Regions from separate parts of the Homo sapiens genome. Here all the other regions are linked to region 1. A link is a contact called in ENCODE Hi-C or POLR2A ChIA-PET data. All regions are on one chromosome and are shown on one strand. The core of a region is the stretch at or near the end of the contact, and the rest is flanking DNA. Distances in the headings are between cores, read along the strand shown.

Region 1 (3,744 bases), core at 544-3,043:
TAGAGATGAGGTCTCCCCTGTCAGGCTGGTCTTGAACTCCTAAGCTCAAGTAATCCTTCCACCTCAGCCTCTCAAAGTGCTGGGATTACCAGCATGAGCCACTGCACCCAGCCTGAGCACCTGGGTTTCTAAAGGGCTTTAACTACTACTGCTGTCATCCAGCCAGGCCCTGGTTCCCGTGCTGGCTCTCCCTCCTCCCAGGCAGGATGCTCAGCACAGTCTGGTCAACTGTTAGCCCCCCACTGTGGGCCCCTCACTGCTGTCCACTCTGAGTTGGTCCTCAAGGTTGGGACATTCTGCTCCCAGGTCTACACCAGATCCCTCCAACTGGGCCCACCTCCTCTGCAGAATGAGCTCCCCAAGCCAGCAAGTCCATCCCCATCTGAAGACTTCCTGGGGCCTGGGGCTCAGCCTGGGCAGGGGCTTCAGGGGAAAGCAGGAGTGGATGGAGTATGCTTAGAGGCAGGAGAGATATTTGGGAGCTGGAAGGCACTCGGCCCTGCTCAGGGTTCCTCTGAGCTTTCTGGACCCTCCGAGGTTAGAACACTGTGGAAAGAAGGGAGAAAGAGACCCCACTCCTGCCTCATCCCTGCTAGCCCCGGGGAGGGCTGCCTCATCCTCCCCGCTCTCTCCCCTACCCCAGGGCCCCAGCACCGGGTGTCATTCTTTCCTCCGTCCTTCGCTCATTCACAGAGATTTGCTGGGTAACACCTCAGGCGGCCTTCTGGGTTATGGAGATGCCTCTGCCCTCTGGGAGGGTGTTCTCCCATGGAAGAGACAAACAGGATGCAGAAAACATAGGTGACGTTTGTGATGGATGTGAAGGAGAGAAACTAAAGCCGAAAAGGATAGGAGAGTTCTCAAGATATGATGATATGTTGGATGAGGTGGACCGGGAAGGCCATGCTGGACCTACCACCTGAACCACACCCCCCTACGCGAATCCACTGGCCTCTGTCCATTCAGGTGGAGCCTGTCACCCCAGCCTCGGCTCAGAGAAACAGCTCTGAGCAGCTCTGACCTGTCACTCCAGCAGCTCTGACCCATCACTCTCTGCTGAAGTCCTTTCATGGGCGCTGGTGGGCAGGGGCCCAGCTCCTCGGCGAGGGGCCTCTCCTGGCCTGCCCCGTGGGCCCTGCCCTTCTCCCAGGTCCCCTGTGCCTGCAGCCGTGCGCAAGCCCGCAAGCCGGGGAACTCTCCCTCGGGCATGCAGGCCTCCCCGCCTCTCCAGGTTGCCTGGGCCAGAACGCTTCTCCATCCACCTCCCTTCCTGACCCTGGGTTTGGAGGTCTCCTGCCCCCAGGCCGAGAGTAGGTGCTCCCACCGCTACCTGCCGCATCCCGCACAGCCCCCTGCCCGCCCTGCGAGGGCTGGGGCACTCCTGTCCCGTGGGCCGCCGTGTCCCCGGCACCCCATGAATCCGTGTCGAATGAATGAATGTCTCCGGGCCGGGACCTGGCCTCATTCACATCCGATCTTCCGGGCCCTCCCCGCCGCGGCGGGGGCCGGAGCGCCAGGGCTGGATTCGGGGAGGGGGTGGCGGGGGTGGCTGCCCCGCCCTGGGGCCGCGTTGAGCCGAGGGGACGCCCCTCCGGCTGGCTGGCGAGGCCGGGGTCCAGCTGGCGGAGGCCGCGGCCAGGCGGGTGCGGGGCGGGAGGTGGCGCCGGGCGCTGAGTGGCGGCTCCGGGTCCACCCCTGGCGCGCGGGTGCGGGCGGGAGGGGGGAGGCGGGAGGCGGGGAGCGCAGGGGCGGCGGCAGGCGGGAGGCAGCAGCGAGCATGTGCCGCGGAGCCCAGTAACCAGGGACGACCGCGGCCACACCGCGCCGGCGCCGGCGCCCAGCCCAGGCAGCCCCGCGCCGCGGCGCCCGGACCGCCCGGGCCTGCCCAGCGGCCGCCCCACGCCCCGGGCGCCCCGGCGCCGACAGCCGCGCAGCGCAGCGCGGGCGCCGCAGACAAAGGCGCGGCCCCGGCCCGGCCCGCCCGGCCCAGCCGCTCCTGCTGGGCGCCCCAACCGGGTCCGGCCCGGGGGGGCGGGGGCCGCGGCCGCCGAGGATGGGGAAATCCAACAGCAAGTTGAAGCCCGAAGTTGTGGAGGAGCTGACCAGGAAGACCTACTGTGAGTGCTCCCAGCCCCCAGCCCGCGCCCCGCGGTCACCCCCACACCCACCGCCCCCGCCCCCGCCCCCCGGACCCGCGCGCTACCCGCTCCGCGCTGCCGCCTCCGCTCCGTCCTCCCCGCCCGGCCTCCAATGTGGACCCCTCGGAGGTTCCCGGGCCGCGCCCCTGCCCCCCGCCCGGCCCCATTGTTCTGGCACCCCCAGCCCGGGGAGTGCGCGCCGGTCGGCGTGCGCGGCGCCACCCCTAGGTCCGGAGGGGCAGCCCCAGCCCCCTGGCGGCCCCCTCTCCGCAGAGCTGTCCCAACGGGCAGGGGCTGTTGCCAGGGTGGGGCGGTGGTCCCGGGAGGGGGCGCCCGGCTGCGCGGAGCCGACTGGCACGAGCGCGCGGGGCTGGTGATTCATGCATCACGATGCCGCCGCCGCCGCTGCTGCGAGATTGGCCTGTCGCCCCCTCCCTGGCCCCGTTCGTGTGGGGGGGGGGGTGGCGAGACTTGGCACAGCGCTCGTCGTGCGGTGACGGCGGTGAAGGGTCCCCGGCACCCTGTGGGTTGCAGCACTTACAGGCTGGATTCTCCCTGGCCCCATCTCTGTCTGCCACACCGGGAAGTGGGTTTCTACAGCCCGGGTCATCTGGGCCGCGTGTGATCATTAGCTGTCGCGGGCTGCCCGGAGGAGGATGGCCTGTCCTTTCTGGGCGTCTCCAGATCAGCCTCAGTGTGTCTCCCTCCACTTGCCTAACTTCACAACTCTGCAGTCCCCTTGCAGTCCTAGTTTCTCCATACCAGGCTTCCCCCTTCCCTGCAGCCTCTCCGGAGGTGCCCTGGCATACCAGGGGTTAATGGTAATGGGTCCAGACCACCCAGGGGATTGCCAGAGGGAAGGCTTCAGCATCGGGGTCTGGAAGGACCTCTGCCTGGGTGTTTGACTTGGAAGGGGACAGTGGTTCTGGGCTTGGGTTGGAATTCAGAACCCATCCCCGGGCAGCTGCGTGGGCCCAGGCCCTCTGCACCACCCCTGGAGGCAGCAGCTTGACCGCCAGCCCCATGTGTTGATGGAGGCTGGGGAGGCAGCTCCTGGTGGTGCATTGCACAACCTCTGCTCCCCGCTTCCCCCCACTCCATCGGCCTTCTGGGCACGTCTGCAGGTCTGTCCAAGCCCACGCTTCAGCTCCATGCCCCTCACCCCTCATGCTTGGAACAAAGGGGGCTTTCCTGAGCGGGTGCTAGTCTGCTGCGAGGTGCTGGCCCTTCTCCTGTGGAATCCTGCAGCATGGAGCTCACATCCCAAGAGCTGCTACCTGGAAGGGGTGAAGCCCCTGGGCACAGGGGCTGTTCTCACCCTCTCTCCAAGGTGGGCAGGTGGGTGGCCCATTCCAGTCTGGCTGCTGTTTTGTGAGATTCGCTGGGGACTCCTTCAAGCTAAGTCCAGATGTGGCCCACAGCCGCCAGCAGGTGGACTTCCTGGGTCCCTGTGCCGGGGGAGGGTGAGGACACCGTGGGCTCCATCAGGAGTGGTGGGCATGGGCTGCACGGGATGCCTCCATCATGGTGGGACAGGGGAGTGAAGCCAGGTTTCCTGCTCATCGAGCATGTCACGTGCCAAGCTCTTGGCATCATTAGCACCTCG
Region 2 (3,744 bases), core at 471-2,970, 180 kb before region 1:
TATATTATTTTCCTAATCTTTTATAGCAGTGAGTCAATTGAGCCTGTTTAGAATTTCAACATGGAAGTACACACACACAATAATGACATCCTGTAAGTTTTTCATAATCTTTTTGATAAATTTTACCAAAGTTTAATATTTATTTTTTTGAGACAGAGTCTGTCACCCAGGCTGGAGTGCAGTGGCGTCATCTTGGCTCACTGCAACCTCTGCCTCCTGAGTAGCTGGGATGACAGGAGCGCCCGGCTAATTTTTGTGATTTTAGTAGAGAGACGGGGTTTCACCATGTTGGCCAGGCTGGTCTCAAACTCCCAACATCAGGTCATCTGCCCACCTCGGCCTCCCAAAATGCTGGGATTACAGGTATGAGCCACCGTGCCTGGCCTAAGAGTTTAATATTTAAAGCTTAGCGCATCCCTCAGTTTCACTTTACTGTCGTTTGTACTGTTAAATTTAAATTCATTTCTTTATATATATGATATATACGATATGCAATTTGTTGTATAATATGATTTCTACCTAGTTACCCTCTATATACAATGAGCTCCAATTAAAAACAGACCAAGACTTGAATGGTTCATTTTTTAAAACCATAAATGGCTCAAATGTATCAAAAGATGTTCAACCCCCATGCATACTAAGAGAAATGCAATTTAAGACCTAGATGTACCAGTTGTTAAGTAGCAAATTGACAAAGATCGGTTTGGAAACAGAAAGCAGCAGTGAGGGTGAGGTTGAGCAGGCCCTGTTACTCTGCTAATGGAGTGTCATGGGCCATAGTTTCTGGAAAGGGACTGGAGATCATGCCACTGCACTCCAGCCTGGGTGACAGAAACTGTCTCAAAAATAAATAAAATTAGGTTGTTCAGACTCAGAAAAAAAAATTATATTAGGAATTTCAACCTATACTACCTTGAATAGATAGTGACCTCAGGGGTTGGCAAACTTTTTCTGTAAAGGACCAGAAAGTAAATATTTCAGGGCCAGGTGCGGTGGCTCATGCCTGTAATCCCAGCACTTTGGGAGGCCGAGGCAGGTGGATCACAAGGTCAGGAGTCTAGGACCAGCCTGGCCAATATGGTGAAATCCTGTCTCTACTAAAAATACAAAAATTAGCCAGGCATGGTGGTGTGCGCCTGTAGTCCCAGCTGTTCAGGAGGCTGAGGCAGGAGAATCGCTTGAACCCTGGAGGTGGAGGTTGCAGTGAGCTGAGATTGTACCACTGCACTTCAGCCTGGGTGACAGAGCGAGACTCCATCTCGAAGAGAAAAAAAAAATTCAGACTTGCAGGTAAATGCATCTCTTTTGCAACTACTCAATTGCCAATTGTTTGCAAAAGTGGCCATAGACAATACACATGGGCACGGCAACATTCCAACAAATCTTTATTTACAAAACCAAGTAGTGGATGGATTTGGCCCATGCTAAGACCTGACCTACAGGAATCAAAGTCTCACGTTTATGTCTAAAATAAGTTAGCATTCTCCCCTGCAATGCAGAAAAAAAATATTTAATGATAGTTATCTCTCCCAAAGGCCACAATGATTTTTCAACATCATATTACTATTTCAACCAAGTATCTGTTGAATATTCTGTAGCCACACTGGCCTTTCTATTCCTTCTACATGTTCCCGTCTCAGGACCTTTGCACTCTCTCCCCCCACATCCTTACATGTCTGGCTTCTTTTTGTAATTCACTTCTCAAGTGATGGGTTTTCCCTGACCAGCCTAGCTCAGTAACCACCCCCACTTCAATCTCTATCACATCACTGCGTTTACATATTTGGAGTCATACATGCTATCTTTAAATGCTCGAATTCTTTGCTAATTTGCATGCAGTTCTGTTTTCTGCTGTGAAAGGTGAGCACTCCAGGTTCAGGCACTTCCTGTGTCTCGTTCATTCAAGCATCCCTAGTGATTGAAACTCGGCTGGCACCTTGTTGTTCTACTTTTTGTTGTTAAAATCTCATCAGCTCTCACAGGCCGGTGCAAACACATAATTCCCCATAAAGCAAAGCTGGCTAAATATCTTAGGCCTGTACCCTACCGATTCACTCACAATCTACAAATATTTACTGGGCACCTACTATGTGCCAGGCACTGTTCTGCACTATGACACATTAGTGAGCACAACCCAAAGATCTCCACCCTTAAGGGGCTTGCATTCTAGCTGAGAGGCTGCAGGAGACAATGCGCAGTAAATATAATACCCAGATTTCTCTGGGAAGGTTTGGGGAGATGTTATTCAAATGAGGCAAAATTGTAGGAGAAATAAGTTCAAGAGATCTATTGTACAACATTGTGTCTCCAGTTAATAACAATGTATTGTATACTTGAAAATTGCCAGGCCGGGTGCTCACACCTGTAATCCCAGCACTTTGGGAGGCCTCGGTCAGAGGATCGCTTGAACCTAGAAGTTCAAGACCAGCATGGGCAACATGGTGAAATTCTGTCTCTGCAAAAGATACAAAAATTAGCCGGGTGTGGCAGCGCATTCCTGTGGTCCCAGCTACTTGGGAGGCTGTGGTGGGAGGTTCACTTGAGCCCGGGAGGTGAGCCAAGATCGTGCCACTGCACTCCACCCAGGGTGACAGAGTGAGACCCTGTCTCAAGAAAGAGGGAAGGGGAGGGGAGGGGAGGGGTTGCTAAATTGCTAGAAGAGTAGATTTTAATGTTCTTCCCACAAAAAAAATATTAAGTTTGAGTAGTAATGCATATGTTAATTAGCCTGATTTGGGCATTCTGCAGCGTATACATATTTCAAGACATCATGTATACCATAAATATATACAATTTTATATACAAATAATATAGAAATACATATTTTGTCAATTTTCAAAACTAAACAAGAAAACTATATAAAATGGTAGAAAGTTACCAGTAATATAGGAAAACTGAAAAAGCAAAGCAGGCTAAGTGGGCTAAGGGACGAGGTGGGCCTCACTGAGCAGAAACTGGAAGCAGGAGAGGGAGTCAGCCACTTGGAGCCTGGGGAAGAACACATAGGTGATATCTACATGGAAGGGCTAGCGCAATAGCTCTCGGGTGAGGGGATGCCTGGCATGTACAAAAAACAGGAAGGAGGCCTCTGTATGGTTACAGCAGAGAGGAGGAGGAAGAGAGTTAAAACAGATGATGTCAGAAAGGTGTGGGAACCAGATTATACAAGGTTTTGGAGGACTTTCACCGTAAGGTTTTTGGATTTACTCTGAATGAAATGGGGACGCACTGGAATTTTGAACAGAGGAATACTGTAATCTGGCTGCTCTGTAGAAATCAGGGAATAGGGGATAGAGGTAGAATAAGGGAAACTAGTTAGTAGACTCATCATAACCAGGCAAAAGATCATGGACCACGTAGGCCATGTGACATGGACCACAGTGGCAGCAGTGGAGGTGATAACAAGTGTCAGATCCTGGATAAATCTGTAGAGAAGTCAAGATTTCCTGATGGCTTGAGCTGGGGAGTGTGAGTGTGTGAGAAAAGAAGGCAGACAGAGATGATGATGACACCAGGGTTTTTTTTTTTTTTTTTTTGAGATGGAGTCTTGCTCTGTCACCCAGGCTGGAGTGCAGTGGCACAATCTCAGCTTACTGCAACTTCTGCCTCCTGGGTTCAAGGGATTCTCCTGCCTTAGCCTCCTGAGTAGGTAGGATTACAGGCGCCCACCACCACGCCTGGCTAATGTTTTTGTATTTTTAGTAGAGACAGGGTTTCACCATGTTAGTCAGCTGGTCTTGAACT
Region 3 (3,744 bases), core at 551-3,050, 130 kb before region 1:
TCTGAACAAGTGAAAAAAAAATTGTGCCACAATTTCTACTGTCTTGACAAAGATTACTTCTGATTTGCTTCCCCACCCCAGATAAGCTAAAGAGAGCTAAAGGGAGTGGAAGGATTAGAAGAGGAAAGAAACTTCAATACGGTACTCAAAGTCATAGATTTTGCCTAAACTGGTGTGTGCAAATATTTTAAACTATTTTATTTTCAAAATGGATACTTGTAAACATCAGCGGAAATTTTGTCATGAATCCCTTTTAGGCAGAAGATGTTTATAAAATGAATTATCTTAATTTAAGGGAGCTATTGCCCTCAGGATTTTGGTAATAACAACCGTAGCTGCTTCTGTACCTAACAAATGGTTATGTAAAAACAATTAAAGCAAAAGAAAACAAAACAAAAAACAAGGGAGGATGTGCTCTGTTTCTGTAATTGCTCTAACCTTGTTTTATTTTGATATGAGATTTCTTGGCCTCATCTCAGATAGCAACACCACCCTACACTTTCTCCTCCACACCCTTTGCAAATAGAATTCCAAAAGGTAGTTCAGGCACTTTAGAGTTCATCCTGGGAAATGGCTCATCTTGAGGGCATTTCAGTGCAGTAACTGAGATTTCGTCTGCTCCTTCCCGGGCCGCCGCACTGCCCATCCCCTGCCCAGTGATTTCCCCAGGAATCCGGGGACGGCAGGAAAAGAGCTCCATCCACAGCCAGCCCCTCGCCTTTCCGGGGACGGCCCTCAGCCCTGAGGGCTGCCCGTTTACCGTGCGCATCCCCCGGCCAAGCATCCCCGCAAGGCGCCCCTCACCGCCAACTTTCCCCACTGGAAACTATTCTCCGAGCAACCGTTAAAGATCATTGACCCCGCGAACGCCTCTTCCTGAGGTAGATCACGTAAGATCTCTCCCTAACTCCCACTTTCCCCTCCAGACCAGACGTCGCAGTGCCCACATCCCACTCAGGATTGAGCTACCCCGAAAGAACAAGTGCGCCCGGAGCCGCCACGGGCCAGAAGTCCTCGCCTCCAGAGCGAAGACCGCACTCTCGCCCCAGCACCCCAAAACCCGACCCCCGGCGCTCGCCCCGGCCGCCCCGCTCCCGGGGAAGTGCCCGATCCGCCAGCGCCTCCGCGGAGCCAGGACAGAACTCGCGGCCGGGGCGCCCCGAGACCCAACGCAGCGCCGCGCAGCCGGGGCCTCCACGCCCCCACGCCCGGTCCCGGCCCTCCCCGGGCATCCGCGGCTCGCCCCGGGGGATTAGGGCTCGGCCCGACACACACGGCCCGCTCCGGGGCGCCGGGGACAGGGAGGCCCGCCCGCGCCGTTCCTCAGGCCGCCGGGGACCCGCACCAACTCCCCTCGCCTCCGAAGGACAAGCCGGCCCGCACCTCCTGCTCGGGCCAAGGCGGACGAGGGGCATTGGAACCCCGCCTCCTCCCCAGGCCGCGAGGACCCCGACCAGCGCGCCCTCGCCTCCGCCCAGCAGCGCGGCCCGCGCCCCCTCCCCAGGCCGCGGGGAAACGCAGCGCGCGCCCCGCATCTGCCCGCGGGCCCAGCCCCTCACTCACCCAGAGCTCGGTGCCCCAGCTCATGGTGCAGGGGACGCGAAGGGGCGCTCCGCGCGGCGGGCGCGGCTCTCTGGTCCCCCTCCCCGGCGATCCCTTTGCCCCCCGAGATCCCCGCGACGGCGGAAAGCCCGGAGTCCGCGCGGCCTCCTCCGGCTCGCAGCTCCTCGCCCGGGGTCTCCTCGGCGGCTCCTCCTCCCCGCCGCTCCACAGCAAAATGGCCCGAGGAAGCAGCAGCCGCGGCCGCCGCAGCGCCCGCCCGCCCTACACCCGGAGAGCGGGGGAGGGGCGGGAGGGGAGGGGCGGGGCCGGTCTGACAGCTCGCGCACGCGCGCCCGCCCCACCCCGGCCCGGCCCCCTCCCCCGGGCTCCCCCGGCCGGGTCCGCGTCGCCCTGGGGTCCGGAAGGACGCGGAGGGAGGTGTGAGGGACGGCGGGACCCGGATCCCTAGGACTCCCCCTGCCAATCTGGTAATGACTTCTTAGTGACCACTGTCTGCTCGCAGTACTAGCGCTTGCCTTGGAACGCGGCAGGCCCTGGGATCACCGATGCTCCGCCGCGGTCTGAGATCGCTCCCCTGCGCGTATCGCCGCTCTGGATTTAAGGACAATACTTTCCCCTGGCAGCCATGCGCGCCGAGCAGAGTCAGCCCGGGAGGCTCTTTTCCCACCGCCCGAGGGAAGCCCGAGAGTCCCGCAGGCTGGCGCGGTGGGAGTGGGGCGGTGGTAACTGCGCGCTGTGCGAATAGAGACGTCGAGGCAAGCGCGACGGCCTCGAGTGGCTAGGGAAAGAATCCAGGGGCGTGCACCCAGTGATTTCCAATCTCTGAAACCAGTGATTTCCAACTTGTTCAGCCAAGAAACTCTCAGGCGTGAAATCACGTTACCGCCTAGTGGGTAAAAGCAAAGGCGTGGGGTACACAGATAACTTGTTTGGTTCAAATCCAGCCTCCCGCACGTGCTGGCCGGGCGGAGGCGGACAATTGCTCCACCTCTGGAAGCGCAGAGCGCAGTCCACCAAATGGAGGCAAATAACGTGTCCATCTCACTGCCCGGCGGTGAGGATCAGGGGTGGGCCAAGGCCGAAGGTTGGTAAACCCAGCGCTCATTTTATCAGCAGACGGACTCCCTCTCTATATATCCAAAGGTCTGCACAAATGTTCCTGACAAGCTATGGAAAATGTTTGGAATTCCAACTCCTGAATCACTAGCCCTTTCCCCACAGCTTATCTTTCTCCCTCGGTTAATGCTACTACTGGATCCTTTTCTGAGAAACCGTGCGACTCCCAACATGGGCCCCCAGTTAAAAAATATTTTACGATGATGCATTTCTCCAATCCCACCCCACCATTTTCAACCTGCTTATCATTCTCCTCCATTAAAAGGTGGAGCTAACCCGGGTCTGGTGGCTCACGCCTGTAATCCCAGCACATCAGGAGGCCCAGGTGGGAGGATGGCTGGAGGCCAGGAATTTGAGACCAGCCTGGGCAACATCGCAAGACCCTGTCTCTACAAAAAGAAAAAAAAAAAAGTTAGCTGGGCATGGTGGCATGCACCTGTGGTCCCAGCTACTTGGGAGACTGAGACAGGAGGATCGCTTGAGCCTAGAAGGTTGAAGTTGCAGTGAGCCATGATGGTGCCATTGCCCTCCAGCTTGAGCAACAGAGCAAGACCCTGTCTCAAAAATATTAACAATAATGAATTAAAGCCGGGCATGGTGGCTCACGCCTGTAATCCCAACACTTTGGGAGGCAGAAGTGAGTGGATCATCTGAGGTCAGGAGTTTGAGAGCAGCCTGGCCAACATGGAGAAACCCCGTCTCTACTAAAAACACAAAAGTTAGCTGGGCGTGGTGACAGGGCGCCTGTAATCCCAGCTACTCAGGAGGCTGAGGCAAGAGAATCGCTTGAACCCGGGAGGCAGAAGTTGGAGTGAGCCAAGATTGTGCCACTGCACTCCAGCCTGGGTGACAGAGCGAGACTGTCTCAAAAAATAAAATAAAATGAATAATAATAATAAATTAAGAGGTGGAGCTACTAAACAAAAAACAAAACAAAAAAAAACCTCTTGCAGATAAACCTCCAACTCTACTTCCTTTGTTGGGCAGTTACAATAAATTTAAGTTGTCAAAACTGTTTTGGTCTGCCTTTTTTCAGTTACAACCCTCCCTTCCTGCCCACCCCCA

The links. A loop is a pair of places that touch in the nucleus more often than their neighbours do. ChIA-PET counts read pairs that join two places held with the same protein, here RNA polymerase II (POLR2A). Pooled maps may share reads with other maps.
Region 2: POLR2A ChIA-PET joins it to region 1 with 19 read pairs in PC-9. The contact joins the enhancer-like site here to the promoter of NCS1 in region 1. POLR2A ChIA-PET finds 5 or more read pairs at or near these places in 3 of 52 experiments (H1, K562 and PC-9).
Region 3: a loop to region 1 is called in a pooled map, with 2.3 times the contacts of the local background. The contact joins the promoter of FNBP1 here to the promoter of NCS1 in region 1. A Hi-C loop is called at or near these places in 1 of 168 maps with a recorded cell type or tissue (sigmoid colon) and 1 of 50 pooled maps. POLR2A ChIA-PET finds 5 or more read pairs at or near these places in 3 of 52 experiments (A673, WTC11 and activated CD4-positive, alpha-beta T cell).

Annotation. Positions count from the first base shown.
Region 1 is chr9:130,170,611-130,174,354 of GRCh38, forward strand. It overlaps NCS1 (neuronal calcium sensor 1), which reads left to right and starts at 1,794. Exons shown (of 8, transcript NM_014286.4): 1 at 1,794-2,117. The coding sequence starts at 2,054. RefSeq lists enhancers at 908-1,696, 3,158-3,744 and a silencer at 1,771-1,860.
Region 2 is chr9:129,987,416-129,991,159 of GRCh38, forward strand. The region is part of intron 2 of FNBP1 (formin binding protein 1); the gene reads right to left. Among named protein-coding and RNA genes, the nearest start is that of FNBP1, 54 kb to the right of the region's middle. RefSeq lists an enhancer at 1,556-1,605 and a silencer at 2,355-2,649. Within about 2 kb of position 1,721, at least 9 of the 41 ENCODE cell types and tissues checked have a DNase peak (open chromatin) inside an H3K27ac peak, as active enhancers do.
Region 3 is chr9:130,041,389-130,045,132 of GRCh38, forward strand. FNBP1 (formin binding protein 1) reads right to left here and starts at 1,801. Exons shown (of 17, transcript NM_015033.3): 1 at 1,564-1,801. The coding sequence starts at 1,587. RefSeq lists silencers at 1,164-1,323, 1,504-2,063.